Regions from separate parts of the Homo sapiens genome. Here region 2 is linked to region 1. A link is an interaction called in ENCODE POLR2A ChIA-PET data of the cell type or tissue named here. Cell type or tissue: HCT116. All regions are shown on one strand. Links, peaks and the distances in the headings refer to the core of each region. The heading gives the core; the rest is flanking DNA. Region 1 has its middle 20 kb from the start of LILRB4. Region 2 holds the start of LOC105372460 (a long non-coding RNA gene).

Evidence for each region. ChIA-PET counts read pairs that join two places held together with the same protein. Peaks named below come from ENCODE experiments on the same cell type or tissue, not always from the same donor. Only the 100,000 strongest peaks of a DNase experiment are listed, where the experiment ranks them.
Region 2: POLR2A ChIA-PET joins it to region 1 with 5 read pairs; 2 of 35 experiments call an interaction of 5 or more read pairs at or near these places.

The regions. Positions count from the first base shown.
Region 1 is chr19:54,675,100-54,691,759 of GRCh38, reverse strand. No RefSeq gene overlaps it. Among named protein-coding and RNA genes, the nearest start is that of LILRB4, 20 kb to the right of the region's middle. RefSeq lists a silencer at 7,018-7,218. In HCT116, for the core only: no CTCF peak of the experiment used is centred there; a DNase peak (open chromatin) is centred at 7,137; H3K27me3 peaks cover 1,806 bases.
Region 2 is chr19:54,515,154-54,528,077 of GRCh38, reverse strand. It overlaps LOC105372460 (a long non-coding RNA gene), which reads left to right and starts at 968. Exons shown (of 4, transcript XR_001754038.3): 1 at 968-1,164; 2 at 1,314-1,518; 3 at 11,770-12,011. RefSeq lists a silencer at 10,466-10,666. In HCT116, for the core only: no CTCF peak of the experiment used is centred there; no DNase peak of the experiment used is centred there; H3K27me3 peaks cover 3,057 bases.

The DNA.
Region 1 (16,660 bases), core at 4,020-12,019:
CCCATCCATCTCCAGATCTTTTTCATGATCCTAAACTGAAAATCTGTATGCATTAAATACCAATTCCCATTTTCTCTCCCCCAACCCCAGCCCCTGGAAGCCAATATTCTACTTTCTGTCTCTATGGGTTTGCCTATTCTATGCACTTCATATAAATAGAATCATACAATACTTGTCTTTTTGTGATTGCCTGATTTCAGTCTGCATAACATCTTCAAGTTTCACCCGTGTTGTAGAATGTGGCAATCATGATTTCATTCCTTGTAAGACATACATACTCTACTGTATGTCTACACTACAGTTTATGTCTCCACTCATCCATCTATGAACATTGGGTGGTTTATTCTTTTTGTTTGTTGTAAGTAATGCTGCTGTGCACATGGAGGTATAAATATCTGCTCAAGTATTTGCTTTGACTTCCCCTGGATATATACACAGAAGTAAAATGGCAAGATTACATGGCAAGGCTATGCTTCATTTTTTAAGAAGTCACCATACATCTGGGTAATTATGTACACCACGTTCGGTTTTGGCAGTCTCATAAGCAATATGAGGCCATGGCCATTCTCATTTTTATTCAGTACTGAATCCCTAAGTCTTTGCATATTAACTGGCATAATATATGAGCCTACAAACATTAGGGTGGGGGCAGTGACAAAATAGATGATGCAATCCTCTGCAGGGAACTTATAGCCCAGAGACCACTCTTTTTATTATTATTATTATTATTATACTGTAAGTTCTGGGATACATGTGCAGAACGTGCAGGTTTGTTACATAGGTATACAAGTGCCATGGCAATTTGCTGCACCCATCAACCCGTCGTCTACATTAGGTATTTCTCCTAATGTTATCCCTCCCCTACCCCCCTACCCAACCCCCTGACAGGCCCTGGTGTGTGAAGTTCCCTCTCTGTGTCCATGAGGACACATATATATCATATATATCACACCTGTAATCCCAGCACTTTGAAAGGCCGAGGCGGGTGGATAACTTGAGGACAGGAGTTTGAGACCAGCCTGGCCAACATGGCAAAACTTCATCTCTACTAAAAAAAAAAAATACAAAAACTGGCCAGATGCAGTGGCTCATGCCTGTAATCCCAGCACTTTGGGAGGCTGAAGTGGGCGGATCACAAGGTCAAGAGATTGGGACCATCCTGGCCAACATGGTGAAACCCCGTCTCTACTAAAAATACAAAAATTAGCTGGGCATGGTGGTGTGCACCTGGTAGTCCCAGCTACTCAGGAGGCTGAGGCAGGAGAATCGCTTGAATCCGGGAGGCAGAGGATGCAGTGAGCCGAGATCACGCCACTCCACTCCAGCCTGGCGACACAGCGAGACTCCATCTCAAAAAACAAGACAAAACAAAACAAGACTAGCTGGGTGTGGTGGTGCATACCTGTAATCCCATTTACTCGGCAGGCTGAGGCACAAGAATTGCTTGATCCTGGGAGGCGGGGGCTGCAGTGAGCTGAGATAGTGCCACTGCACTCCAGCCTGGGTGACAGACAGATTCTGCCTCAAAACAAAGAATAAGATACTGTCATTTTCAGCCACATTAATGGACCTGGTGGTCATTATTCTAAGAGAACTGACACAGAAAAAGAAAGCTGAATACTATATGTTGTCACTTATAAGTTGGAAGTAAATACTGAATACATAATGGACACATAGGAGGTAATAACACACAGTGGGGCCTCCTTGGTAATCACACACAGGGGGACCTCCTTGAGGGTTGAGGAAGTGGGGAGGGTGAGGACAGAAAAACTACCTATTTGGTACTATGCTTATCACCTGGATAACAAAATAATGTGTACTTCAAACCCTTGTAACACACAATTTACTTATATAACAAACCTGCACATGTACCTCTGAACCTAAAAGTTAAAAAAACACATTTATTTGCCACATATTTAATTTAGCACCATATTTTCACTTTCCATAATGATTCTTCTGATGGCAACTTTTCATTTTCATGTCTAGACAAAAACAAAATAAATTAATAATGGTTTCTCAGTTTGGCATTATCTAAAGTAGGATGAGAGTAGAATTCTATTACACTTACGTAATGCCATGCAGTGAAAAATTATTATTTCTAGCCACATTCAATTCGAAAAAAATTTTAATTTCCTAAAATTTAGACATTTTCCAAAGAATATAAATTAGAAACTATCAAAACATAGTTTTTATTTTTGCATTTTTTACTTGTTTAATAATTAACAAGTTGTTAAATTACAAAGTAAAATAATTGGTGTTAAAAATTGAGAAATATTAGATTCTTGGAAATTACAGATTAGTTCAGAGAAATAGATACTTTAAAAACTCAAAGCCATTTCTTGGTGGATACACAATAATCCATAACAGTTTGGCCCAAGTGTTGTAGAGGATGGGGAGAAAAATAAGAGAATAAGAAAAGAATATGAATTTCATATATGGTGTGCACATGAACCTGTTGAAAAATTTTCTTGGAAAGAAAATATTTTATAACAACAACTAGAATATATTTAGCAAATTTGTATCAGAGATCAACAAACCAACAAACACAAGTTAGAGAAAGGGGCATGTTGCCCATTAAGTCATAGAGAAAACATACAAATACATTTAAATTATACCAAATAAATCATGTAAGCAGGAGTGAGAATGACACAATTATGGTAAATAATGGAGACGAGAAAATACCTGTGAGTCCTAGACCCGTTGTGATTACGGGCCCCATATGTCCTTCAGTAACTACAATCATTTATGAAAAAGTAAATACTGGTCTTTGTTTCTTTTATCGAATTCTTTGTTTTTCTTATGGAAACACAATTAGGAAATAATGAGGCTATATTTTACTTTCTGGGATGGTGACAGGAAATTCCTCACCTCACGCTCCCGTGGCTAGGATCTCAGCTGTCAGAACAGACCAAGCGTTCACCACTTAGGGGCTGAGAGGAGGAACAGTTTCAGAAAGCTTTGGCTTCAGAACCCAGTGAATCTGGAGCAGATGAAAAGGTTTCGGAACTCTGAAAGCGCTTTTAAATACGGTTAAGGATCAGAGTTGCATTTATTAGACATGAACACCCATATAGTCCCTGATTATTCCTGCTCTCTAAGCCTTGACAATTCTTAGTCACGTTTTGTAAAAGTGAGATTTATATTTTTCTAAATGAAAGATATAATTTACCTTCTTCACGCCGATCTGAGAAATTGTCTATAGACATATATTACTGGTGAAATCAAGTGCATTCGGCTCCCCGGAACCCATAAGAAAGGAGATGAAAGTGTACCGTTTTGCAATCATCACAGAAGGTTTTCAGAGACGTACAGCCATTGCCAACCAAAGTGCAGCATGCAGCCACCAGAGATATTTCAAATGTCCTAAGTACCAGTTGCCATTAGACAACAGGTGTGTGAACAGGAGCCAAGACCTGAACACACTCTTACCCCTCGTACAAAGAGGAGAGCTAAGACTATGAGGTTTGGTATATTTATTCAGACAGAGTCTTTCAGATGGGGCTATGACAGAGAAGGTAAACAGGAGATGCCAGGCAGCCCTGAGTGGGAAGGCTGGGGTGGTTCTGTGTCTCAGGAACTCTCAGAAAATACCCCTGCCCCATGTTTCTTTTCCATGTTCAGTTTTGACCTTAGGGGAAATAGACCGGGATGTTTACACCATATATATATATATATATATATATATATATATATATATATACACACACACATATATGTTGCAACAAATATTCTACATCTCTAAGAATATGGCTCTCTAACTGAAAGAAGGTCCACTTACCAAATGCAGTTTCTTGCTGGGAAAGCAACTGCCATAGTCACAGTCTAAGCACCTCCACAAAAGGGGGCATCTTAACCCTGAGATAAAGGCTTAAGACTACCATGAGATCCTTTTCTTGCCGGGAAGTGATTATCATTTCATCTGCAAGTACAGTGACAGTGTTTGCATAGGGATTTCAGTTGATCTAGAAAAACATCCGTGAAATGTTCAAATTACTGAAAGCTATTCGTAGCTATTAGTTTTAGTCGACTGAGAAAGTTGGAGCAAGAAAGAGAGAGATGGAAAGAAACAGAACAATAGAGAGACAGAGACAGGAAGAGACAGAGAAACTTAGAGAGGAAATCATATCTGGGAAGCTTGAAGTAGACTAGGTAGAGACGGCATTGCAGCCAAGGACATTGAGATCTAACTGAGAGAAGGAAAGTAAGGATAAGGCTGGGGTTTGTTTCTTGCCAACCTTAAGGTTTTGCCTCCCCCAAGAATATTTTTCCATTCTGAGGACTTTGCACTAAAGGCAGCCTGGAAGGGAGAAAAAAAGAGAGAATCAAGTAGAAATCATTTGCTCCAGTGTTAAAAATAAACTTGGAAGAAGTGGAGACACTTTTATTCACTGTTTTCATGGGCACACATTAAGTATCTAATGGGTCAAACGTGATTCTTGGTGTATAAGATGTATCAGAAAAAAGACAGAAAGACTTCTAAAAAAGTGTCTGTATTGAATCAATATTATAGTTGAGAAAGATGGATATTAGACAACAACAAAAATTAATAGAAAATCCAATATGTTATAGGATGATACATGTCTTGTGAGCAAAATAACAATAAAGTAATAGCAGAGAGCTCCCCTGAGCAAGAAGAAATTCTTCCAGCAGATTGTCTTTGGATTTTTTAGTTTGCTACAACTCTTTCCTGAGTCTCCAGGATACTCTACTGTCCTGCAGATTTTGGACTCACCAAGCTCCTACAATCACATGAGCCAATTCCTAGGTAAATGAATAGATAAACAAATAAATAGATAGATAGATAAATAGATAGATACATAGATACATGGATAGATACATAGATAGATACATAGATACACAGATAGACACATAAATAAACATTCTGCTGGTTCAATTTCTCTGGAGAACCCTTGAAAAAAAAATCATTTTGGTTCCAGGGATGATTCCAAAGGAACAGAATTTTTAAGGATGAGTTTTCTGAATTGGATCCAAAGTTTCTGAAATCGGCTTTCTAATTTGATTAGATTTAAAAACACTAATGACTCCATTTCCAGTAGTGTTGATAGTGCATAACATGATGTGGCCATAGGGATACACCAAATGTCATCATTGGAAACGCCTAACAAACATTTATAAGAATCTGAGTGGGCCGGGTGCGGTGGCTCACCCCTGTAATCCCAGCACTTTGGGACGCCGAGGCGGGTGGATCACGAGGTCAGGAGATCGAGACCATCCTAGCTAGCACGGTGAAACCCCATCTTTCCTAAAAAAAAAAAAAATACTAAAAAATTAGCCAGGTGTGGTGGTGGGCGCCTGTAGTCCCAGCTACTTGGGAGGCTGAGGCAGGAGAATGGCATGAACCTGGGAGGCGGAGCTTGCAGTGAGCGGAGACCATGCCACTGCACTCCAGCCTGGGCGACAGAGCAAGACTCCGTCTCAAAAAAAAAAAAAAGAATCTGAGTGATCATGTACATAATACTTTTGAATGTTTTTGAAAACTAATGAGCATAATGAGATTGGCTGGGTTGTCACTGGACAAAGTTGGGGAAAGAAGAGGATGAATTCAAAGATTTGAATTTTCAGTTCAAGTGCAAACATAAATGAGCTAAGACTTCTATATCTGCCCTAAAAGATACTCATCATTTGTAGCCACAGGGCTGAGGCCTTTGAAAAGTCAAACCTGGGGCCAGGTGCGGTGGCTCACGCCTGTAATCCTAGCACTTCGGGAGGCCGAGGTGGGCAGATCATGTGAGGTCAGGAGTTCGTGACCAGTCTGGCCAACTTGGCGAAATCCCGTCTCTACTAGAAATACAAAAATTAGCCAGGTGTGGTGGCTGGTGCCTGTAATCCCAGCTACTCAAGAGGCTGAGGCAGGAGAATTGCTTGAACTCAGGAGGTGGAGGTTGCAGTGAGTCGAGATCGTGCCATTGCATTCCAGCCTGGGGGACAAGGGCAAGACTCTGTCTCAAAAAAAAAAAAAAAGAAAAAGAAAAAGCAAACCCAGAAACTCACCCTTCAAGTGGCTAAATTACAATACAAATGGAATTCCCAGCCTCAAAGGGTGTCTACTTTAAGGGTATTGATTCGGAAGGTGTGGAATCTTGACATTTGGAATAGGGATGTGTGAAAGACACTGATGAAGGTAAGGACAGTGAGTTCCTTAATCATGCTCTTTGACAATGGAAGCATTCTCTCCCCGTGCATCTGAGGAGATTAACCCTGCACTGTCTGAGGAAACAATAGTGGCCTCCGCGGAGGCAGTTGCCATGCAAGACAGTGCTAATTTTCCTCAGGATCCGCCCCCACTACCCATCTTTGCTTCTAAGCCATAGGTTCAATGTGTGATCCATGGGGAAATGTGCTACACTCCAAAGTGACTACTAAGTTCTTCTGATTTATACACCTAGAAATCTAGGGAACATGTGTGCGAATGGACATTAAGGGTGTTGGATAATGGTGAAAGGAAGATAAAGTTGAGCCAGGCCAATGTTATTGATATGGACCTACTAAGGAGAGATCCTGCATTTAATGTTGCATCTCAGTGAGCTAGACATGGCTCTAACAGTTTGTCTGGTTCATTGGCTAAAACATGGAACAAACGTTGGCCCACAGTAAGAGGGGCCATATTGTATTCATAATGCACATTCCTAGAGAAATAAACAGATAGCTAGATAGACAGAGGATAGGTATATACATAAATAAACATCTGATTGGTTCCATTTCTCTGAAGAAAACTCTTGCAAAAACAGATTTTAGTCTAAGGGATAATCGCACTCAAACTTTATTGCACTCATAATATACACTCATGAGCAGCCAAGGAAACTCAGTATTCTGTATGACGAAGGAAGTTCCAGGATGCTTCCCTCTTGGCTTCCTGTCTGCCTACCCTGGTGTAGAGTACAAAAATAATTGCCTATTTAGATAGCAACATTCCATGGTCCAGCTAGACGTCATCAACCTCTTGAGCTTCCCCACATCCTGTTCAATTTTGGCTCCTATTCAAGGTCTCCAACAGACCTGGCCCTGTATCTAGACACCATTCCTATTTCCTCTATCAGGCCCCAGCCCCAGGAGAGTGGCTCCTGTGGTCGCTGTCCACAGCACTGACTGGGATGTTGCCATGAACTCTAGTTTCAGCACCATGGTCAGAGTCCAGGAAGCAACAAGGCTTCCACTGTTTTCTGGTGTGTTAGTTGATACATTTGTATGAGCTGGGCCCCCTCTTAGAGACTCCTAAATAGAGATTCCCTGAAGGTGTCTAATAAATATTTAGCGAATGCATCAGAATAAATTGGAAAAAGACACATCCACTCCATGGATTCTGAATAGGAATGGAATTCAGAAGCTTATGATGTTAGCCGCTCACCCAGCAGGACAACCACTAGCACGGCCCAGGGTGGCATTTAGAGTTGGCTCTTCCTCATCCACCTCAGGTCATCTCTTTCCAGACCATGTTCAGGAAACCAGTTTATAGGGTATTGACTAAAAAGCAACAGGCTTGGGGCCAGACACAGTGGCTGACGCCTGTAATCCCAGCACTTTGGGAGGCTGAGGAGGGATGATCATGAGGTCAGGAGATGGAGACCATCCTGGCTAATATAGTGAAACCCTGTCTCCACCAAAAATACAAAAAAAAAAAAAAAAAGAAAATTAGCCAGTCGTGGTGGCGGGTGCCTGTAGTCCCAGCTACTTGGGAGGCTGAGGCAGGAGAATGGTATGAACCCAGGAAGCAGAGCTTGCAGAGAGCTGAGATCACGTGACTGCACTCCAGCCTGGGCAACAGAGTAAGACTCGGTCTCAAAAAAAAAAAAAAAAGCAACAGGCTTGGAGTTACATCACAGTACTTTCAAAACCTACATCTGCCTCTTGCTATCTCTGTCTCCTTGGGAAAGTCACTTTGCCTCTCTGAGGCTCACTTTGCTTTTCTATAAAATTGCAATAATAAAAATGTCTTCTTTGTAAGGATATTTGGTGGGTTGACAATCAGAGATTATTATATTCTACCTCTCATAGGAAGCAATCAGTTGAACTAACAGGGAAGACTCTGGAGCCAGGAAGCCTGAGATTTGATCACAGCTCTGCCCCTTTTAACTTCGTGAGTTAGGGAAAGTTACCCACATTGCTATTGTGTCATATATAAACTTAGTATAGTGCTAGTATCTACCTTACATGGTTTTGGTGGGGAACTACATAGTTAATACATGTGATGTACAAAGTGAAATTCTACCATGTTCTTAGCAGTCATTCAATAATGTGGGCTATTTTTTACTATGATTATTATTTTCATTATATGCCTAGAGATAACCTGATGAACTATGCTCAGTAAATGACAGCTGCTTTTATGAAGAATTGCTAGAATTGCTGTGAAGGTTCTTAGGCATCTGACACATTCCCTGGTTTATGTTCTAACATTCTAGACTCTCCATCTGAGGTTTATAGACTCTTTATCAGCCCTGAGGGATGCAGGTATTTGTTTATTACTAGATTCATGCAGAAAACATCCCCTGGGTCTCTGGCGTGCCATATCCCATGCAGGAAATGGGTGATGTGAAAGATGGATATTAGAAGCTTAGAATATCTTAGCTTAGTTTAGATAGCTAAGCTTCTAAGCTTAGATTAGAAGATAGCTTAGAAGACTATAGCTTAGGTAGCTTAATGGCTTAGAATCTTCTAAACTTATTAGAAGATAGTTTGGAAGCTTATCTAGCTTAGATAGTTTAGAAGAAGCTTAGCTATCTTCTTAGCTTAGCTTAGAAGAAGCTTAGCTATCTTCTTAGCTTAGCTTAGAAGATAGCTTAGAAAATAGCTGCATTTTTTAATAAATAGCTTAGAAGGTATATAAGCTCTGGGAAACTTTGTAATTTTGAGTTGGTCTGGCAATGTTTTCCAGGCCTTCTCCCTGTAACCGGTAACAGAAATAAAAACTCTCTCCCTCCCCAGTTCATCCGCATCTCATTATTGGGCCATGAGAAATAGCAGCCCCACCCTCAGTTTGGTCTGGGAACACTTTGGGGGTAAGATTAGGACTGTAACCCGCAAGTGTTCTTGGGGCAAACAGGGTCACTCTCTGTCAAAACATCTGAGTCATTTCTCCTTCCTTACTACCTCTTTTCTTCCCTGCTCACAGCCCTCAGCTGATACCATGGATTCTGTCTCCATGCTTTGGGCAAGAGTGATCCCTGGAGGAAATGAACAGGTGTTAATGTAAGACATGAGGGTGGAATTTACTGATGGTTGACCTTGATCATGTAACACCTCTTTCCCATTTTCCTCCTTATAGAAGAAGATAATGACCCATATCTCAGGGTTGGTTTGAGGATGAGTATTGCCTGAGACATGTAAGGCTCTCAATCTCGTGTAATCTCTTTTACCAGATCCAGACACGTGGTGTAAGAGCCTTTATGTTCCAAAGGTAAGTCAGGAACAATCCGTCATCACGGGTGGAATGGTAAAGTGTCAGAAAAAGTTACAGACTGCAGGAATCCTGGAGCTCATCCCGAATTCTGTACTCAGCCACATTAGAATTTAAGATGTAAGGTGAAAAGATCAGCTTCATGTCTGAACACTGTGGGACTTAGGACGTCTCTCACTTATTAGGAATCCTACCTCACATTAAAAAAAAAAAACACTGGGTCATGTTGCAACTTTTTAAGATAAAAGAAATCTGCATAGAACCATGCTCTTTTTTCTTAAATTTCCATTCACTGAAGTAAAATACAGATAATGTAAAATTGACCCTTTAAAAGTATACAACTCTAGGCCGGGCGCAGTGGCTCACGCCTATAATCCCAGCACTTTGGGGGGCCGAGGCGGGTGGATCACCTGAGGTCAGGAGTTCAAGACCAGCCTGGCCAACATGGTGAAACTCCGTCTCTACTAAAAATACAGAAAAATTAGACAGGTGTTGTGGTGGCCACCTGCAATCCCAGCTACTTGGGGGGCTGAGGCAGGAAAATCGCTTGAAACTGAGAGGCGGAAGTTGCAGAGACGCGAGAATACACCACTGCACTCCAGCCTGGGCAATAAAAGTGAAACTCCGTCTCAAAAAAAAAATACATATATATATATATACAACTCTGTGGCATTTAGTAGATTTTCATTGCAGCAACTGCCACCTCTAGTTCCCAAAGATTTTCATCACCCCAAAAGGAACCCCGTTCCACGGAGCAGTCCCTCTCCTCTCCCTACCCCTGCTCAGCCCCAGGCAACCATCAATCTGCTTTCTGTCTCTGTGGATTTCCAGCTGCTGGACATTTTATATAAATGTAATCATATAGTATGTGACCTTTGGATCTGGCTTCTTTCACTTAGCTTCATATTTTGAATCTCCAAATTGCAGCATGCATCAGTACTTCATTTTTATGGATGAGTAAATTTCTAACATATGGATGCAACACGTTGGTTGGTGGACATTTGTGATACTTTTATCTTTTTATTGTGAATAATGCTTCTATAAACACTTGGGCACAAGTGTTTGGATATTGTCCAATGAGATAAGTCTCTTATCATTTCAGGAGATTTATTTGCCAAAGTTAAAGATGTGCCTGGGAGACAGATCTATGCCTTTCTCTGAAGATGATTTTGAGGGATCCAAATTTAAAGGGTAAAGGGCGGGATATTGAGAAGCACACAATTTTCATGTAAGAGGAGGGTAAGGAAAAATAGTTACGCATGCCTTTGTCTAGCTCAGTGAATCTGTATTTTTTTTAAAAATAGTCATTCATGCCTTTGTCTGGTTCAGTGAATCTGCACTTTTTACATCAGACGACAAAAACAAATGGGGCAGAGGAAAATATGCAGTGAATCTGCATTTTACATAAGATAAACATAGACAAAATTGGGTGGGGGAATGATCAGATATGCATTTGTGTCTGATGGGCTGGGGAGACTGTACCTGGAAAGATAAGTTATCAATATACACTGGAAAGATAAGCTATCAATATACACTGGAAAGATAAGCTATCAATATGCATTGGAAAGATAAGCTATCAATATACACTGGAAAGATAAGCTATCAATATACACTGGAAAGATAAGCTATCAATATACATTGGAAAGATAAGCTATCAATATACACTGGAAAGATAAGCTATCAATATACACTGGAAAGATAAGCTATCAATATACACTGGAAAGATAAGCTATCAACATACACTGGAAAGATAAGCTATCAGTATACACTGGAAAGATAAGCTATCAGTATGCACTGGAAAGATAAGCTATCAGTATACACTGGAAAGATAAGCTATCAATATACACTGGAAAGATAAGCTATCAATATACATTGGAAAAGATAAGCTATCAATATACACTGGAAAGATAAGCTATCAATATACACTGGAAAGATAAGCTATCAATATACACTGGAAAGATAAGCTATCAACATACACTGGAAAGATAAGCTATCAGTATACACTGGAAAGATAAGCTATCAGTATGCACTGGAAAGATAAGCTATCAGTATACACTGGAAAGATAAGCTATCAGTATACATTGGAAAGATAAGCTATCATACACTGGAAAGATAAGATATCAATATACACTGGAAAGATAAGCTATCAGTATACACTGGAAAGATAAGCTATCAATATACATTGGAAAGATAAGCTATCAATTTACATTGCCATGGTGAAATTTTAACAGCTCACTAGGAATCTTCTTGTGGGCAAAACGTGGGGGAGGCATGTAGCTTTTCACCTTGTAGCCATCTTATTCACGAACCAAAATGGAGAGGCAGGTTTGTGTGACCCAGTCCCCAGCTTGACTTTCCCCCTTAGCTAAATGAGTGTGGGGTCCCAAAATTTAATTTCCTTTCACAATATCTACTATCAGTCTTTTTTTTTATTGTGGTAGGAAGAGTTAATTCTCCTACCAATTTTTAACTTCATGATGCAGTATTGTTAACTAAAGACAAAATGTTGTAGGGTACATTGCAAACTTCATTCGTCTTGTATAACCTAAACCTTTAGTCACATACCTAGAAGTGAAATTTCTAGATCATAGAGTAATTCTAGGTTTATTTTTTATTTTATTTTATATTATTATTTTATTTTATTTTATATTCAAAAGGTACATGTGCTTGTTTGGTGTATGTATGTGTGTGTGTGTATATATATATATAAATAGATAGATAGATTTTTTTTTTTTTGAGATGGAGTTTCACTCTTGTTGCTCAGGCTGGAGTGCAGTGGTGCGATCTCGGCTCACCGCAACCTCCACCTTCCAGGTTTAAGCAATTCTCCTGCCTCAGCCTCCCGAGTAGCTGGAATTACAGGCATGCACCACCATGCCCAGCTAATTTTGTATTTTTAGTAGAGATGGGGTTTCTGCACATTGACCAGGCAGGTCTCGAACTCCTGACCTCAGGTGATCCCCCCCATCTCTGCCTCCCAAAGTGCTGGGATTACAGGCGTGAGCCACCGCACCCAGCCCTAATATATTTTTTTAACCTCTTGCCCTCCTCCCACCCTTCCCCCCTTTTGGGTTTCCCTGTGTTTATCTCCATCTTTATGTCCATGAGTGCCTATTGTGTAGCTCCCACTTGTAAGTGAGATCATGCAGTGTTTGGTATTCTGATTCTGAGTTAGTTCACGTAGGATCATGGCCTCCAGCTCCATCCATGTTCCTGCAAAGGACATGATTTCACTATTTTTTATGGCTATGCTGTATTCTGGGCTATATATTTACCACTTTTACTTTATCCATGCCACGATGGATGGACATCTAGGATGGTTCCATGACTTTGCTATTGTGAATAGCACCACGGTGAACATACGAGTGCGTGTGTCTTTTTTAATATAATTATTTCTTTTACAGTAGTGGGATTGCTGGGTCAAACGGCAGTTCTGTATTTAGTTCTTTGAGAAACCTCTATGCTGTTTTCCATAGAAGTTGAGCTAATTTACCACCAACAGCATATAAGCCTTCCTAGGTTCATCTTTTAAGGAACTGTCAAACCGCTTTTTTCTTTTTCTTCTTTCTCTCTTTTTCTTTCTTTCTTTCTTTTCTTTCCTCTCTCTCTCTCCCCCTCCGTCCCTCCCTCCCTCCCTCCCTCTCTCTCTCTCTCTCTCTCTCTCTTTCTTTCTTTCTTTTTGATGGAGTCTGGCTCTGTCACCCAGGCTGGAGTGCAGCGGCACGATCTCGGCTCACTGCAACCTCTGCTCCTGGGTTCAAGCTATTCTGCCTCAGCCTCCTGAGTAGCTGGGATTACAGGCACCTGCACCGTGCCCAGATAATTTTTGCACTTTCAGTAGAGAAGGGGTTTTGCCATTTTGGCCAGGCCGGTCTCAAACTCCTGACCTGAGGTGATCCTCCTGCCTCGGCCTCCCAAAGTGCTGGGATTACAAACGTGAACCACCACGCCCGGCCTCCAAACCACTTTTCACAGTCACCGAAAAATTTCACAATCATGCCAGCAGTGCGTGAAGGTTCTCTTTCCGCACACCCTTCCTGACATTTGTTATTTTTCAGAATATGGCCAATCCAGTGTTTGAAGTAGTGTCTCACTGTGGATTCCTATGAATTTTTATAATAAGTAATGGTTTGGGTGTCTTTTGATGTGCTCACATTTATTCCTATATCTTGGGAGGATGTTGATAGAGGGGTCCAAAATTCCAGTTTGACAGAATAACTTCCAGATCTATGCTACAACATGGTGACTATAGTTAATAACGATATATTCTATTCTTGAAAATCACTGTGAGAGTAGATTTAAGAGTTCTCACCACAAACAGTAGTAAGTATGTGAACTGATGTGTATGTTTATTAGATCGATTTAGCCAACCCACAAATAGGAATGTTGCAATACCACATGTTGTATACAGTAAAAATATACAATTTAGGGAAACTTTTTTTTTTTTTTTTTGAGACGGAGTCTCTCTTTGTCGCCCAGGCTGGAGTGCAATGGCACAATCTTGGCTCACTGCAAGCTCCGCCTCAATTTAGGGAAACATTTTAAAAGCTGTGTTACTAACATGAAGTTCTACATTCACACGACTAATGCCAGCTTCAATGGACACGGGTTGGAGGTTTCTTACCTGAGACCATGAGCTCCAGTGATATGGCTTTGGTGACTAGGGTTTTTGGTCTCATGCCAGTTTAGATAAAACAATAAGGACACACGTGGAGTGGTTTTAAGGAGCAAAAAGTTTAATAGGCAAGAAAGAAGAAAGAAAGAAGAAAAGAGCTCCTCTGTACAGAGCCAAGGGAGGGGAGCTTGGAACAAAGAAGAACCCCGTGTGTGGTGGAAAAGTGGTTGCTTATATTGGGAGGCTGGAGGAGGCAAGTGTCTGGTTTGCATAGGGCCCAGGGGATTGGTTAGGCCAGGTGTGTCATTTACATAGCCCTCGAAAAACTTGTTCCTCCCACCTTAGCCTTTTAATATGCAAATGTGGGCCACCATGATGCTTTGTGTTATTTGGAGGTGGCCATCACGCTTGGCACAGGTGGTGATAAGAAGATGGCAGAAATCACCATATTGCATGAACCCATGTTTTAATGGCCAGCATTTGAATTTTAAAGCTTGCCGGCCAGGCTCTTTAAGACAGCTTCTCTGTTAGAAAAGAGATGGTTCAGGGGTTGTTTCTTATTACAGGAAAATTTCCACCAAGAACCTTTACCCTTACTATGTGCCTAAAATAATTCCTTAATAACTCCTGTATTATTCCTCCCCTTAAAGAGAGGCAAAGCTAACTGCTGTTAGTGCGTGTTGGATCATGTTTCTTTCTGGCTACTTCCTGCTGAAAAGGGGTGTTGTGTGGGGGAACAGCAGTTGGGCCTTTTTCTGAGGTTGATTTAAGGTTTCTCAAAAGAATGGCGTGTCCATGTGTGGCTTTGCTTGCAGCACCATTTGGAGTTTAATTACTTTTAGGCAAAAAGAGAGAAATTTTACAAGAAGGTTTAAAATATAGGGTTAGAATATGAGTATTAAGATTACCACCATTGGGGCTGGGTGTGGTGGTTCATGTCTGTAATCCCAGCACTTTGGGAGGCCAACGCGGGCAGATCACCTGAGGACAGGAATTCAAGACCAGCCTGGCCAGCATGGTGAAACCTCATCTCTACTAAAAATACAAAAATTAGCCGGGCATGATGGTGAGTTCCTGTAATCCCAGCAACTTGGGAGGTTGAGGCAGGAGAATCACTTGAACCCGGGAGGCGGAGGTTGCAGTGAGCTGAGGTTGTGCCACTGCATTCCAGCCTGGGCAACAGAGCAAGACTCTGTTTCAAAAAAAAAAAAAATACCATCGTTAGTGGCAGTCCTACAGACCCTAAGTGACAGTGGAGTTTGACACCTGTTGTTGTATCAATGGATTGCAATACAGGTTTTCCTCCACTAGATGTCGGTGTACATTACCAGGAACGTTACTGTAAAAGTAACTTTTTCCTAGAGAAAAGCATATGTTTCCTCCTTAACGTGCCAGTAGAGAATAACTTTAGGCTTAGGCCATTTTTACTACTTGCAGTATGATTGGGAGAAATACATTATTGGGTGGCTAAAATAACTTTAGCGTTAATTTTGACTTTTTTTAATTATTAAATTTTTTATGACTTTCACAGACTCTCTTACAACACACTTAAACTTTTAGACTTGTCCTAAACATTCTTCCTTTAAACAACCAGTTATTTTCTTTTAGGACAAGTATTCACCATACAAAATCCTTTTTTATGTAAATGTTTTTATAACCTTTTTATAGCTTACAGTGCATTATATCACCAACCTTTGGTAAAAAGTTTTATTACACTTAATGCTAGTAAAACTTTAATGCTTGCTTTTTATTCGTTACTATTACTTCTGCTATAAGCAAAACAACCTTGATTAAATTTTTTCTGCAATTATTAATTTTGTTATAAGGATGATAATCAGGCAAAATATTACCACAATTACAATTTTACAACCAGAATTCTACATTGTGGGTGCCACAGAGTATAGTTTCATTGCAAATAGCAGTGTGACTACAACAATTTTCACAAGAATGGCTTTTTTTTTTTTTCTGGCCAGTAATTTTTGTTTAAAACTTTACTTGCTGGCCGGGTGTGGTGGCTCACACCTGTAATCCCAGCACTTTGGGAGGCCCAGGCGGGTGGATCACGAGGTCAGGAGATCGAGACCATCCTGGCTAACATGGTGAAACCCCGTCTCTCTAAAAATACACAAAATGAGCCAGGCGTGGTGGCGGGCGCCTGTAGTCCCAGCTACTCGGGAGGCTGAGGCAGGAGAATGGTGTGAACTCGGGAGGCGGAGCTTGCAGTGAGCTGAGATTGCACCACTGCACTCCAGGCTGGGCAACAGAGCGAGACTCTGTCTCAAAAAAAAAAAAAAAAAAACTTGCCAAGATATAACATTTTCCTTTGGGGATTCAGAAAGTTACAAATGTGATTTTATGAATATTTAAATTTTGCTGCAAATAAGTGTTAAAAAGAAGTTTTAATATTTGGCCGTGAACTTTGTGAGAAAAGGTTAGAAATAATAAAACATATTTGGTGGGTAGGAGTGGGACTGAGTAAGATGTGTAGCCCTTACTTAGTTACTTATCTTCTATGATTTTTAGCTTAAGATCTTCTATTTTTTTACATTAATATTTAGCTTTTTTTTTTTTTACTGTTAGGGGTTGGTTTTTTAGCTTTTTGGCTTTGACTTGAGTGTGATGCATGTAGAAGT
Region 2 (12,924 bases), core at 4,568-12,567, 160 kb after region 1:
TGACACGTCTCCCCTGGTTCTCTCTTTATCCTGCAGCCATGAGAAGAAGGTCCCCGCTTCCCCTTCAACATCCGCCATGATTGTAAGTTTCCTGAGGCCTCCCAGTCATGCTTCCTGTTAAGTCTGTGGAACTGTGAGTCAATTAAACCTCTCTTCTTCATAAATTACCCAGTCTCAGGTAGTTCTTTATGGCAGTGTAAAAATTATCTTATACACCAAGTTCTTTTTTTTTTTTGAAAGGTGTCTCGTGGCTGGATCTGGCAGCCTCCCGAGTAGCTGGGATTACAGGTTTGCACCACCATGCCCAGCTAATTTTTTGTATCATTAGTAGACACGGGGTTTCGCCATGTTGTGCAGGCTGGTGTCGAACTCCTGACCTCAGGCAATCCACCTGCCTCGGCCTCCCGAAGTGCTGTGTTTACAGGCCAATGTTCTACTACCTAGATACAAGTACCACAGGTCTTTGTGGTTTTCACTGTTAATCTGTGTCATTAAAAGTGATCACACATATCAGCTCTACTTTCTACTGTTTTGTCCATTTCAATCACTGTCAAAAGGATGGAGTTTAAAGATATATCATTACTCAGCTCTTCGTTTTGGAAGATAAGCAATTACTGCCGTTCACTTAACAATAATATAAACATGCAGAAATATCATAGTATTTTCTTTGGTATGAAGAATAGAGAAGAAATTTGTTTGTGTTCTCTAGGAACAAATTTCTGGGATGATGGCAGTGGAGTCATCAGACACCTGGCTGAGGAGGAGTTTGGATATGAGCAGAGGCAGGAGCCATCGCATGGAAGATCTCGCGAGAGGACGGGTCTTCCGCGTGCCTTGAAGATCTCGGGAGAGGACGGGTCTCTTGAGTTGGGTGAAGATCTCGCGATAGGAGGGAATCTCATGCTAGGGGTGCAGATTTCGCGAGAGGACGGGTCTCCTGCATGGGGTGATGATCTCGCGAGAGGACCTGTCTCCTACGTGGGGTGAAGATCTCGGGAGAGGCCGGATCTCCCGCGCGGGGCGAAGATCTCGGGAGAGGACGGGTCTCCTGCGCAGGGTGAAGATCTCACGAGAGGATGGGTCTCCTGTGTGGGGGGAAGAGCCACACACAGAGAAGCCCAGGACCCTGTGCATAGAGCAACAGCTTTCAGATGATGAGCTTTGGTTAGAATAGTTTCCTAAAATTTGAGTCTATGGGATATTTTGCAAGTTGTGGTTGACATCGATATCATCAGACAAGTGTCCTTCGCTGACAGTACCAAAAGCCCTCTAAGTAATGTGTGAAAAGCAATTTCCTTACTCTTCACTTGCAGATTAACGGAGGCATTCATCAATGCACAGAGGCAAAACCAGTGTCCTCAGAGTATCCAGACCCTGAAAGCTGAAAGAAGGAATGAAAAACCTGCCTCTGGAAGTGGCATTGGCAAGGTATGACCACAAGGAAAGCAGCATGAGATGCTCCTTCCCTGCTTCGACCATGCTGAGACCTGACTCATTGCTGGACTAGAGAAAATCAAGGTGGGTGTTGGAAGATGGGAACACTCTAGCGATTGCGAGTGAGTAGCTGCTTCCTTGGTCCTAGAAAGCTTAGGACTGTTTTTTTGTTTTTGTTTTTGTTTTTTTTTGAGACGGAGTCTCACTCTGTCCCCCAGGCTGGAGTGCAGTGGCGCGATCTCGGCTCACTGCAAGCTCCGCCTCCCGGGTTCACACCATTCTCCTGCCTCAGCCTTCTGAGTAGCTGGGACTACAGGCGCCCACCACCACGCCCGGCAAATTTGTGTGTGTGAGTGTGTGTGTGTGTATTTTTAGTAGAGACGGGGTTTCACAGTGTAGGACTCTTTGACATTCATGTTTCTCAGTGTTTCACCCAAATAACCCACGCTAAGGAGCAAGATCCAATATTCTCCATAGCAGAATAATTATTTTATCATAGGAATATTTACATTTGTTTTATGCCCTTATTTACATTCTCTGGATGAATACGAGAGATGTTAACAAAGAATCACTCCAGATCAAAACATCCATAATTGTATTGACCAGTATTAAACAGTGAAGAGAGAAAACACAATTCCTTGCCAAGATCAATTGATTGAGAGTCTTGTCTTCAGCTTTGGTTTCTCCAAGAATTTTCAGCACCTACCCTCCCAGAGTATCTTGTTTTCTCAACTGGACTGCTCATTTCTATCATTACTTTTGAAACAAGGTCCAAAAGGTGAACAAGATAAGAGCTACTTTCACGTAGGTCAGAGGGGTGAACGGCATCAGAGGCTTCAGAAAATCTGAGGCCGAGGGATGATAAAAGTCCAACTAAATATTTGCAATGACCTAACTAACTTAGTATCTGCCTCATGCACTTCCGTTTCTCGATTAAACCAATTACTTAAACATGAAAAATTAATGCAAAATAATGTCAAGGTTTTATTTGAAATGATTAATTAAAAACACACATCTTTAATGGGAATCTGAATGTTAGCAAGCACGGGTGAAAAGGCCTTTGTGTTGAAGCCAGCGTGGAATTCCTGAGCTGATCCATAGGAGGGCATATGCTCAGGTTACCCATCTGGGTGAATCAAGCTTCCTGTTGCTTTACGTTATTCTAGACACCCCATTCTCCCAATCCTCCAATACTTGTGAGCTCTCCATGCTGAAAACAGTGTGAAGGTCCTATTAGTTTGGACACAGGCTTCACCCTGTGTGTCTAGAATTCTTGATCCACATCCACCCATAGAATAAAGGGACCGTTTATATCTCTGCCATGAATAGATTTCCCTGCCTGCTTCAAACCTGTCGACACAACCCAAGGGCAAGCTTTTCATTTGCAGTGATTCAATTCTCACCTGAGAAGATCTGTGAAATTGAGGCTTTGCCCAGGAGAGGTGGCTGCTTCCAGCCCTGGCCCATTGAACCCAACGCATTATGTTCATCCTTCATTTTTCCTTCTGACTGCCTGGAATAGGGACAATGACAGTGACCATGACAGGGGATGTGGGTGATGACCTCCAAAGTCTATCTCCTATCATCAAAATTCTGGCCTCACTTCTGGAGCCTCTGGAGAGGTTGACAGGCTGGCACTTCCACATGCAAACCTTTCTGTGTGTCTCCTATCTGAGCTGAAGATTCCTCATCTCTGATTCCACCTTTCCTTCACGGCAGGGCTGGAATATGTGGTATTCTCATCTGTACATAAATAGACACAATGGTTTATAACCCTTACTCGAAGCATACGTTCATTCAGATACTTCACTCCAAGTTTTAGATAAATATTATTACTTTATAAATACCCACGTACACTCAGGACAGTATGTTGTCTTATTTACAGCAAAAGAAATGGATCCTTCACATTTCCCTCACCCCAGGACTTTTGCACGTGCTCTTCTCTCTATCTCAACTTCCATCCCTCTCCCCACACCTCATATCACTGTTGAGTGCAAATATCACCAGCTCCAAGATTTCTTTCCTTACCACCGTAGGCAAGTAGGCTTCTGTATTAGTTTTCATGGTTTAGTTTTAACATTTTCTTTCATAAAATTTATCATTGATGTCATTTATTTCTATTTCTCCACTTTTTCATTGTTTCTCCTCCAGTTCCCACCATGAAGACACTCTTTGTGTCTACAATATACCGTAATTGTACGAAGTGAGGAGCCCCGTACTTGGCACACATTTAGTGATTAGTAACTATACGGGGAATTACCGAATGACTCAATGAAGAATGAATAAATGAATGAATGAATGATTTGGGGCCAGGAAGTGTCTCACACCTGTAATGCCAGCACTTTGGGAGGCCAAGGTGGGCAGATCACTTGACATCACGTGTTTGAAACCAGCCTGGCCAAAACCAGCTGGTGAAACCCCATCTCTACTAAAAATACAAAAATTAGCTGGGCATGATGGCGCATGCCTGTAGTCCCAGCTGCTTGGGAGGCTGAGGCAGGAGAATCACTTGAACCCAGGAGGCAGAGGTTGCAGTGAGCCAAGATCTCACCATTGCATTCCAGCCTGGATGCCAAGAGTGAAACTCTCTCTCAAAAAAAAATTAAATTAAAAAAATACAAAAATTAGCCAGGTGTGGTGGTGCACACCTGTAGTCCCAGCTACTCGGGAGGCTGAGGCATGAGAATCACTTGAACCCAGGATGTGCAGGTTGCAGTGAGAGAAGATCGCTCCACAGATCTGGGTGACAGAGCAAGACTCTGTCTCAAAAAAAAAAAAAAGGTGGGGGGGATGTGGAAGGATTCTTTCCTAGAACCTACAGAGTGGGCATGGCCTCCTTGACACCTTACTTGCAAACTTCTACTTCCCAGGATTATAAGTGAATTGATTTTGTGGTGTTAAGCCACGCAGATTGCAGGACTTTGTTAGGACAGCCCCAGGAAGCTAACACAGGTGGCAAAGCATTGTGGTCACAAGACTGGGTTCTGACCTCTGCCAGCCTGGGCTCATTCCAGGATCTGCGGCCTGTTTGCTCCGTGACTCTCAGCCTGCTGCACAAGCTGTGAAGCTCAACCTCCTCATCCTGTAAGCGTGGGTGATATTAGTCACTTCCTAAGGAGGCTTATGTGAAGACGTCACTATTTATTCCATTTAAAACTTCATAAAACTGCATGCCACTTTGTTAAGTAAAGATAATCCAACACAATCAACATGCTATTTTCATTCATACACATTCATACACTCAGTTACCAAGTCTGAGTCCCTGCAGTGCAGTGAACGGACTAGGTATACACAGGGTCTGTGCAGGGACACAGTCCATGTCCAGTATGACGACTGAAGCAGAGAGTGGCGAAGTGGGCTTTGGAGGCCCCCAGATCTGCAACCATCACCTCCAGGGGCACTTTCTGTCTGATGCATCTGGAATACCTGGCGTGTGTTGGGTGCATGCAGCTCTGGGATCTCGAGGTGCCTGGTATATGCTGTGTGCAATCCCCCAATTGCTTATGTCTCTGTGCAGGGCTGGCTTCACTGTCCAGGAGCCGTGCCATCAGAGTTCCAAGCTGAGTTTAATGCCCTCGTGTTGACATCTTGATGTTTGAACATGGGGCCCTCTATTTTCATTTTGCATGGGGTCCAGTGGATTATATAGTCAATGCTGCAGGTATGATTTTGCTTTAGGATTTGTCAGGCTGATCTGAGTTTGTGATCTCTGTGTGCGTCTCACCTGGGCAAAATGGACAAGGAGGAAATCCCTGAGCCAGGAAACTGAGAGCAGAGCTGAATATCCCAGAATTCAAGGGGGAAAGCAGCAGGAGAGGTTGCTGGCTTGATATACGACAGATTTTAAGTGTGCATTTGAATACTGAATACATCATCAACTCTTCCCTCTGTGTCTGTCCATTTATAGTCCATCCATGCTTCCATCCATTCTGCCAGCATATGTCTATAAATGTCAACCTTATTTCATACAATTAACCAAGAATGAAAAATAAAGCATACGCTTCACTGACATGGATCCTGTCCTGTGAGCCCTGCTAGTCTAGGGGATGTGATAGATGTCTAGAAATAACTACAAAACAGGTAACTACGCACTATGACATTCGTATGTGGAATCATTCCTTGGCTGTGGGTGATTAGAAAATAGACTGGCATAGCTCTTCTGTTGCGGAAAGGGAGTCATGAGGAAGTGATGTTTGAGGACACAGGTGAGTGGTCAGGAGGAGGCACTGAGGACACAGGTGAGAGGTCAGGAGGAGGCACTGAAGACACAGGTGAGAGGTCAGGAGGATGCACTGAGGACACAGGTGAGAGGTCAGGAGGAGGCATTGAGGACACAGGTGAGAGGTCAGGAGGAGGCATTGTCTATGTTTGCGAATCTCTCTCAATATCTGTTTCACATTCTCTGTCACTGTCTAACTTGTTTTCTCTTTAACTATCACAAGTTCTCTGTTTCTCCCCCTTTCCTTCATCCCCTCCTCTGGCCCTCTAATAAGTTACTTGGTGTTTCTATGTTCTGGTATTTTTCTTCCTCTACTGGCGGTTTGATCAACAACCACATCACCCTGGGGAGTTTCCTGGGCACCAAAAGACCATGAATGGTCCAGCCACACTCACCTGTGATCACAATGTCCAGGGGGTCACTGGGAGCCGACCACTCATAGCAGGAGTGACTGAAACAGCCACAGCACCTATAGGCTTCTGCACGGGCAGGCGTTATAGGACCCATGGAAAAGACAGCCTTGAAGGAGTGATCCCCAGCCTGGATCATCCTACCATACTGCTGGGAATGTTGTGTGTGCCCCTCTTTGTATAAGATAAATTCATCAAAGGCCAGCTCTGAGTGACAGCGCAGGCTCACGCTGGCTCTTGCGTGCACCAGGGGGCTTGGGTGCGCTGAGATGCAGGGTTTTGTGAACAAGCCTGAGAGCAGAGACAGAGGAGTTCACATGAGTCTCCTTCCTCACCCCTCGCCTGAGACCTCAGGGTGAAGCTGTCCCTCGTCACCCCCAAAGCCCGTCTGCGTCCTTCCTGTTTGTGTGCGTGCATGTTCTCTCTGCGTGGATTCCCATTGTCTGGCTTGAAGCCATATGAAATGTGTGGTTCTCCTGGAAAATGGGAATTAGTCTGTGCTTTGAGAACTTTCAGAAAACACACTGTAGTGAGGAGGTAGAAATGAATCAGAGGTTTTGAAAGAGAAGAATGAAGAGAAGGTGCTGCTAATTATAGAACAAAGGAAGTCAGATGAAGGAAGTGTTTGGGAGGAACAAAACCACACACTCGGGCTTGGAGGGAGGCTCTGCTTTCTCTGAGGCCAGTTATCCATCTTATCAACACCTCCCCTGCCTGCTGCTTCTCCTGGGGTCATCCATCCCGAGACAGCCCCATCGGCTCCTCCAGTGAACCAAGGCAGAGACTGGAGCAACTCTCAGTTCCTCACGCTCTTCTGCTCCCCACACCGTGAACAAATCCAAACAGCTCTTTCCCCGAGTCCCTCCTCACCCACGTCCCCTGACCCATCCCCACAGTCCAAGCTCAGCTGGAGACTGAAGACATCGTGTCTCTGTCACCACATCAGCCTCCTCCCAGCCCCCTACTCCAGACCCTCACTGCTGCTGATGTCTATTAATTCTCATAGCCCCAAACTTTCCTGTTTCTGGCCCTGATCAAAATCCTTCCACAGGTCTGCATCTTCATCCAAATAAGACACAAGCCTTCCTGTTTGACATTCGTATTGCTGATGATCAGGACTGAGCTAAACTCTACAGCCCCAGAAAACACAGCTCTTCCCTACAGAGCAAACTCAGCACAGAAAACCACCTGGCCCTCCCCAGACACACACACACACCCTGAGATATTAACACATTTGTAGGCCAGGCGCAGTGGCTCACGCCTGTAATCCCAGGACTTTGGGAGGCCAAGGTGGGTGGATCACAAGGTCAGGAGTTGGAGACCAGCCTGGCCAATATGGTGAAACCCTGTCTCTACTAAAAAAATAAATAAAGAAATACAAAAATTAGCAGGGTGTGGTGGTGGGTGACTGTAATCCCAGCTACTCGGGAGGCTGAGGCAGGAGAATCACTTGAACCCGGGAGTTGGAGGCTGCAGTGAGCCGAGATTGCGCCATTGCACTCCAACCTGGGCGACAGGGCAAGACTCTGTCTCAAATATATATATAATGACAAAAGTATTGGCAAGGAGTGGCAGGTGTATACCATAGATGTTTGGGTAGGAGAAATCCTGACTTGTTGAGAATCATCCTTTTCTACCCTATCCCCATCCCTTGTACTCTTTTCCTTTTTCTCTTCTCCGTTGATGCTTTTGGTAGTGTTTCCATTTCTGTCCAACAGCTTTGTGACTCTTCCCTTAGGCAAGAACCTATAGAGTTCCCTACAGGACTTTTCTACTCGCCGTGTCCACAATGAAAGTCAATATTGCTGCTACCCTCTCCCCAGGTCTGCAGTGCCTTTTGGGTATCCCATCCTGGAAATCAGTTTACCATTCCCACAGTCATCTTCTTATTTTATTTTATTTTTTTGAGATGGAGTCTCTCTCTATTGCAGGCTGGAGTGCAGTGGTGTGATCTCGGCTCACTGCAACCTCTGCCTCCCGGGTTCAAGCGATTCGTCTGCCTCAACCTCCTGAGTAGCTAGGGTTACAGGCACCTGCCACTATGCTTGGCTAATTTTTGTATTTTTAGTAGAGATGGAGTTTAGCCATGTTGGCCAGGCTGTTCTCGAACTCCTGACCTCAGGTGATCCACCCACCTCAGTCTCTCAAAGTGCTGGGATTACAGACGTGAGCCACTATGCCCAGCCAAATCTCCCTCTCTTTTAAAAATTTATCTGGCCAGGCACCATGGCTCACACCTGTAACCCCAGCACTTTGGGAGGCCAAGGCAGGCAGATCACGAGGTCAGGAGATCGAGACCATCCTGGCCAACATGGTGAAACCCCATCTCTACTAAAAATACAAAAATTAGCTGGGCCTTGTGGTGCATGACTGTAATCCCAGCTACTCCAGAAGCTGAGGCAGGAGAATCACTTGAACCCGGGAGGTGGAGGTTGCAGTGAGCCAAGATCACACCATGGCACTCCAGCCTGGGCGACAAAGCGAGACTTCATCTCAGAAAAAAAAACAAAAAACAAAAACAACAACAAAAAACATGATCCACGTTTAATTGCTTTCTTTCCCTGAACACTCCTGGAGGTTTCTCCTATTGCCCCAGTGCGCAGCCCTTCCATGGTCAACAATGAAAATTTTAATTTAACCTATTTGGCTCAACCCCTCACTCCAGCAATTGAGAATAATTCTCCTCCTAAATCTTTCCCCTTGTTTGAGCCTGTAGCTTCTCATAGCTACTGATGCTTCCGAATACACTGCTCTCTCATTTGAGGATGCTCTCTACTCTTTCCTTCCCCTCTTTTCCTCTCTGGATCAATTGTCTATATTTTTGGTACCATCTGAGGGGTTTTCATGGCCAAGGGGCTTTCCTTCACTCCTTAGGAAAAGATAAATTGGTATCTCTTTTGCGTTTCAGCAGCGCCTAAGCTTCTGGTAGCAGAGTCTTATCAGTGCATTGCAGATTTCTCTGTCAGAGTCTGTCAGGGGCAGGAGCTGAGTCTGACTCATTTCCACATCACCTGTTTCCTATACAGGATGTGGCACATCAGAGTCCCGAGTCCCAGGAGATGTTGCTGAGTAAATATTTGAAAAAAACAAATGCCGGCATCCGTCCAGGCTAAGTCTGTAAGCTTGAGATGGGGAGCCCAGAACTTTGGAAAGTAAATCAGGGAATATGTCAGATGTCCAAGGACCTTCAAGAAAATGTTAACAATGATTCATAAAAACAGGTATTATTACTGAGCAAAGTTTATCAGGCTCTGTGTAGCCACAAAACTATGATAATATTATCATCGTTTTTAGAGTAACATTATAGTAGTGATCACAATAGCCCACATTATTGAGTGAGTCTAACAACATGTTCAGAGTTTACTTTGCACGTCACATGCAGTAACTATGTGTTCTCCACCAAAACTCTATATAAGGTAGGTACTGGCATTGCCCTCATTTTATAAATGACAAAATTGAGTCAAGTGGGTAATTTTCCTAAATCTCATAGTTTTCAGAGACAAAGCAATGATCATATCCCAGCCTTCCTGGCTCCGGAGCCTTCCCTCCTAGCTAAACAGAGAGGCAGAATATAATAATCCCCGATCATCCGTCTTCCAAACATGCTTACAAAGCAGACAGCATTATTAGTGCCATTTTATGGAAAAGCAAAGTGAGTCTTAGACAGGTAATGTGACTCTCCCAAGCACATAAAGATAGCAAGGTCAGATTCAGGTTTTGAAAGCAGTTTGGTGTGATTTAAAGCCTGTTGTCGTTTGGCCATTACCCAATAGCTGGTATCTTGAAAGTCCGGGAAGAGATATTCTCAGCTAGATTGGAGAGAACCAACTCTTTCTGACACCCTGGATTATTCTAGTTGTCCTGATGAGTGTGGGAGCCCACATTCTGAGCTTTTTTTTAATGTATATACTTTAAGGTCTAGTGTACATGTGCACAATGTGCAGGTTTGTTACATATGTATACATGTGCCATGTTGGTGTGCTGCACCCATTAACTCGTCATTTACACTAGGTATATCTCCTAATGCTGTCCCTCCCCCTCCCCCACCCCCGACCCCACAACAGGCCATTCTACTTGCTTGCAGAATCCATGGAATGTAAGGGTTATTTTTTTTCCAAAAACATCGCCTTAACAACTGGCATCCTCTTTTTCCAATTTACCCTAATGCCTGAATATTGCCCTGAAAAAAAAGTTACTGATTAGATTTTTCCAGGAAGACTCTATTTCAGAGTCCCAAGATAGGGACTCAGCATATGCAAATGATCAACTAAGAGACGACAATGGAGAAAGCTGTGTGGCTTCCTGGACGCTGGCCATGGTGCTGAAACTACAGACAGGCGCCAGCATCCCAGTCAGTACTGTAAACAGTAACCGCAAGAACCACTCTCCTTGGACTGCATCCAGACAGGGGAAATAGGAATGGTGTCTAGATATAGGGCCAGATATATTGGGAACATTTGGAATAGGAGTCAGAATTTAGCAAGAGGTGGAGAAGCTCAAGGTGTAGATGATGTTCATATGAACTATGGAATCTTGACATCTGGATAAGGCCATTTTTTTTTCTACTGTACACCATCGTGGGCAGAGAGGAAGCAAAAAGGGAATCACTCTGGCCTTGCCTTGGTAATAGAAAATAGTGTTTTGTTTTGTTTTTTTTTTTTGAGATGGAGTCTCACTCTGTCACGCAGGCTGGAGTGCAATGGCATGATCTCGGCTCACTGCAACCTCCGCCTCCCTGGTTCAAGTGATTTTCCTGCCTCAGCCTCCTGAGTAGATGGGATTACAGGCTCACGCCACCATGCCCGGCTAATTTTTGTATTTTTAGTGAAGACAGAGTTTCACCATGTTAGTCAGGCTTGTCTCAAACTCCTAACCTTGTGATCCTCCCGCTTCAGCCTCCCAAAGTGCTGGGATTACAGGCATGAGCCACCGCGCCTGTCCGAAAATAGTGTCTTATTTCAATGCACTGTGTGTATAAATTATGAGCATGATAAGATTCTACTCATATTGGGACTTTGCTACTTGCTCTACAAATACTATATCATTACTTTTTATTGTAATAAAGTACGCAAACATAAAACTAACCATTAACTATGTAAAAGTGTACAAATCAGTGGAATTTGGTGCATTCATAATCTTCTTCAACCATCACCTCTATTTAGTTCCAAGTAATCTACAACACCTTAAAAAAAAAAAGGCCACACACTTCAGAGAAAACAGAGCCAATACTGTGTGTGTATGTGTGTGTGTGTGTGTGTGTGTGTGTCCCTCTCTCACTGGGAGAAGATATTCTCCGCTAGATTGGAAAAGACCAACTCTTTCTGAAACCCTGGATTACTCTAGTGGTTGTTTTGCTGAGAGTGGTTTGTGCAGACGTCGGTCGGCAGAACTTCTTGGACTTCAGAGTCTACACACACCCATTTAGGTCTTGGATGGTGGTGAATTCTCACCTAGGACCCTGATTCATCTCTCTTGTCAAGACACAGCACAAAACACGTAACTAAGGAAGGGTGGTCTCCTAGCCCCCATCCGTAATGAGTCTTCCCATCATCTCCTGTATAGTCAGGAAGTCTGCACCTCCCTCCCAAGCCACTGAGGAACTGGGGGCTTTCTGCATTTCCTTGTCTTTTTAGAGCTTCTCTTGTAGCTCTAAAGCCCTTTACATTTCAGTGGATTCTCATGCTTCTCATATCTTCTGTCTCTTAGGGCACAGTCCTTCCAGGTAGTTAAAAGCATCTGTCAGATTCCGAAATCTCCAGTCACTGCCAGCCTCATCTGAAATCCCAAGTCACCTGCTCACAGGATGGAGGAAGCGGAGGACTCTGCTCTGTCCTGGGGTTCCTGAGGCCTGCAGTGATGTTCCATGCAAAGGGCCATCCCCAAGAGGATAGGATGGACCAAGAATTAGGAACATGCAGAGAAGGGCTTGAGACTTTTTAGGGTCACAGGTGAGAGTGACTGGCAGAGGCCATGGGTACGAGAGGTCTCCCAGCAGAGCTGGGGTCCTAGGGGAAGACACTCCCTTCTGGTTCTTGGGGTCAGCAAGGTGTAGTCTGATAGAGATGGAGGACAGGTTCTCACTGTTGGCTGTGGTGTCCTCCTGGGAACAGGTGGGCTAAGCCTCTCCAAGGGCACAGACCTGTGGGTTTCCCCAGACCTCACTCTCAAGCCCAGGAGAGACCCAGCCCCAGTGGTCACATTTCTTCAAGAAGAAGAGAATGAAGCTCTTGGGTCTGTGATCCCTCCATGAAGCAAGGCCCATGAGCTTTGTGATTCTTGGTCTAAACCCTCCTCCCCAACACCTGCCCAGGCTCTACGTTCTCCCTTCAGATAGACGATCTCCTTGACCATGCTCGACTCAGGCTCCTCTGAGCTCTTTTCCAACGAGCCCTGACCTCTGGGCTTCCATGTTTATCTCTGCTTTGCCCAATTTTAGTAAGAATTGCAACTCTTTTCCAATTCTTACTTAAGAAAGAATCCTGCAGAGTCAGTTTAACTCTAGATATCTGATCACCCTTAATCAGATGGTTCACAGGTAAGAACCTTCATTCTCCATCAGCCTCAGGTGATGTCTGGCCGCCTTGGCCTGCCTTCAGCAAGAATCCTGCTGGGTCGGTTTAGCCAGGGTCTTCTTAACCCCTGAGGACTTCTCTTAGCAATTTTCCACTGACTGACCCCGCTCACCCTGCTCCAAGGCTACAAATTCCCACTTTTCCTGTTCTACTCAGAGTTGAGCCCAGTCTCTTTCCCACACTGTGCAATTCCATCACCATGGTCCCTGTACCTACAGCAATAGTCCTGAATAATGTCCTCCTTATTGTGCCTCAACAAGTGACACTGGATTTTTTTTTTCTTCAACAC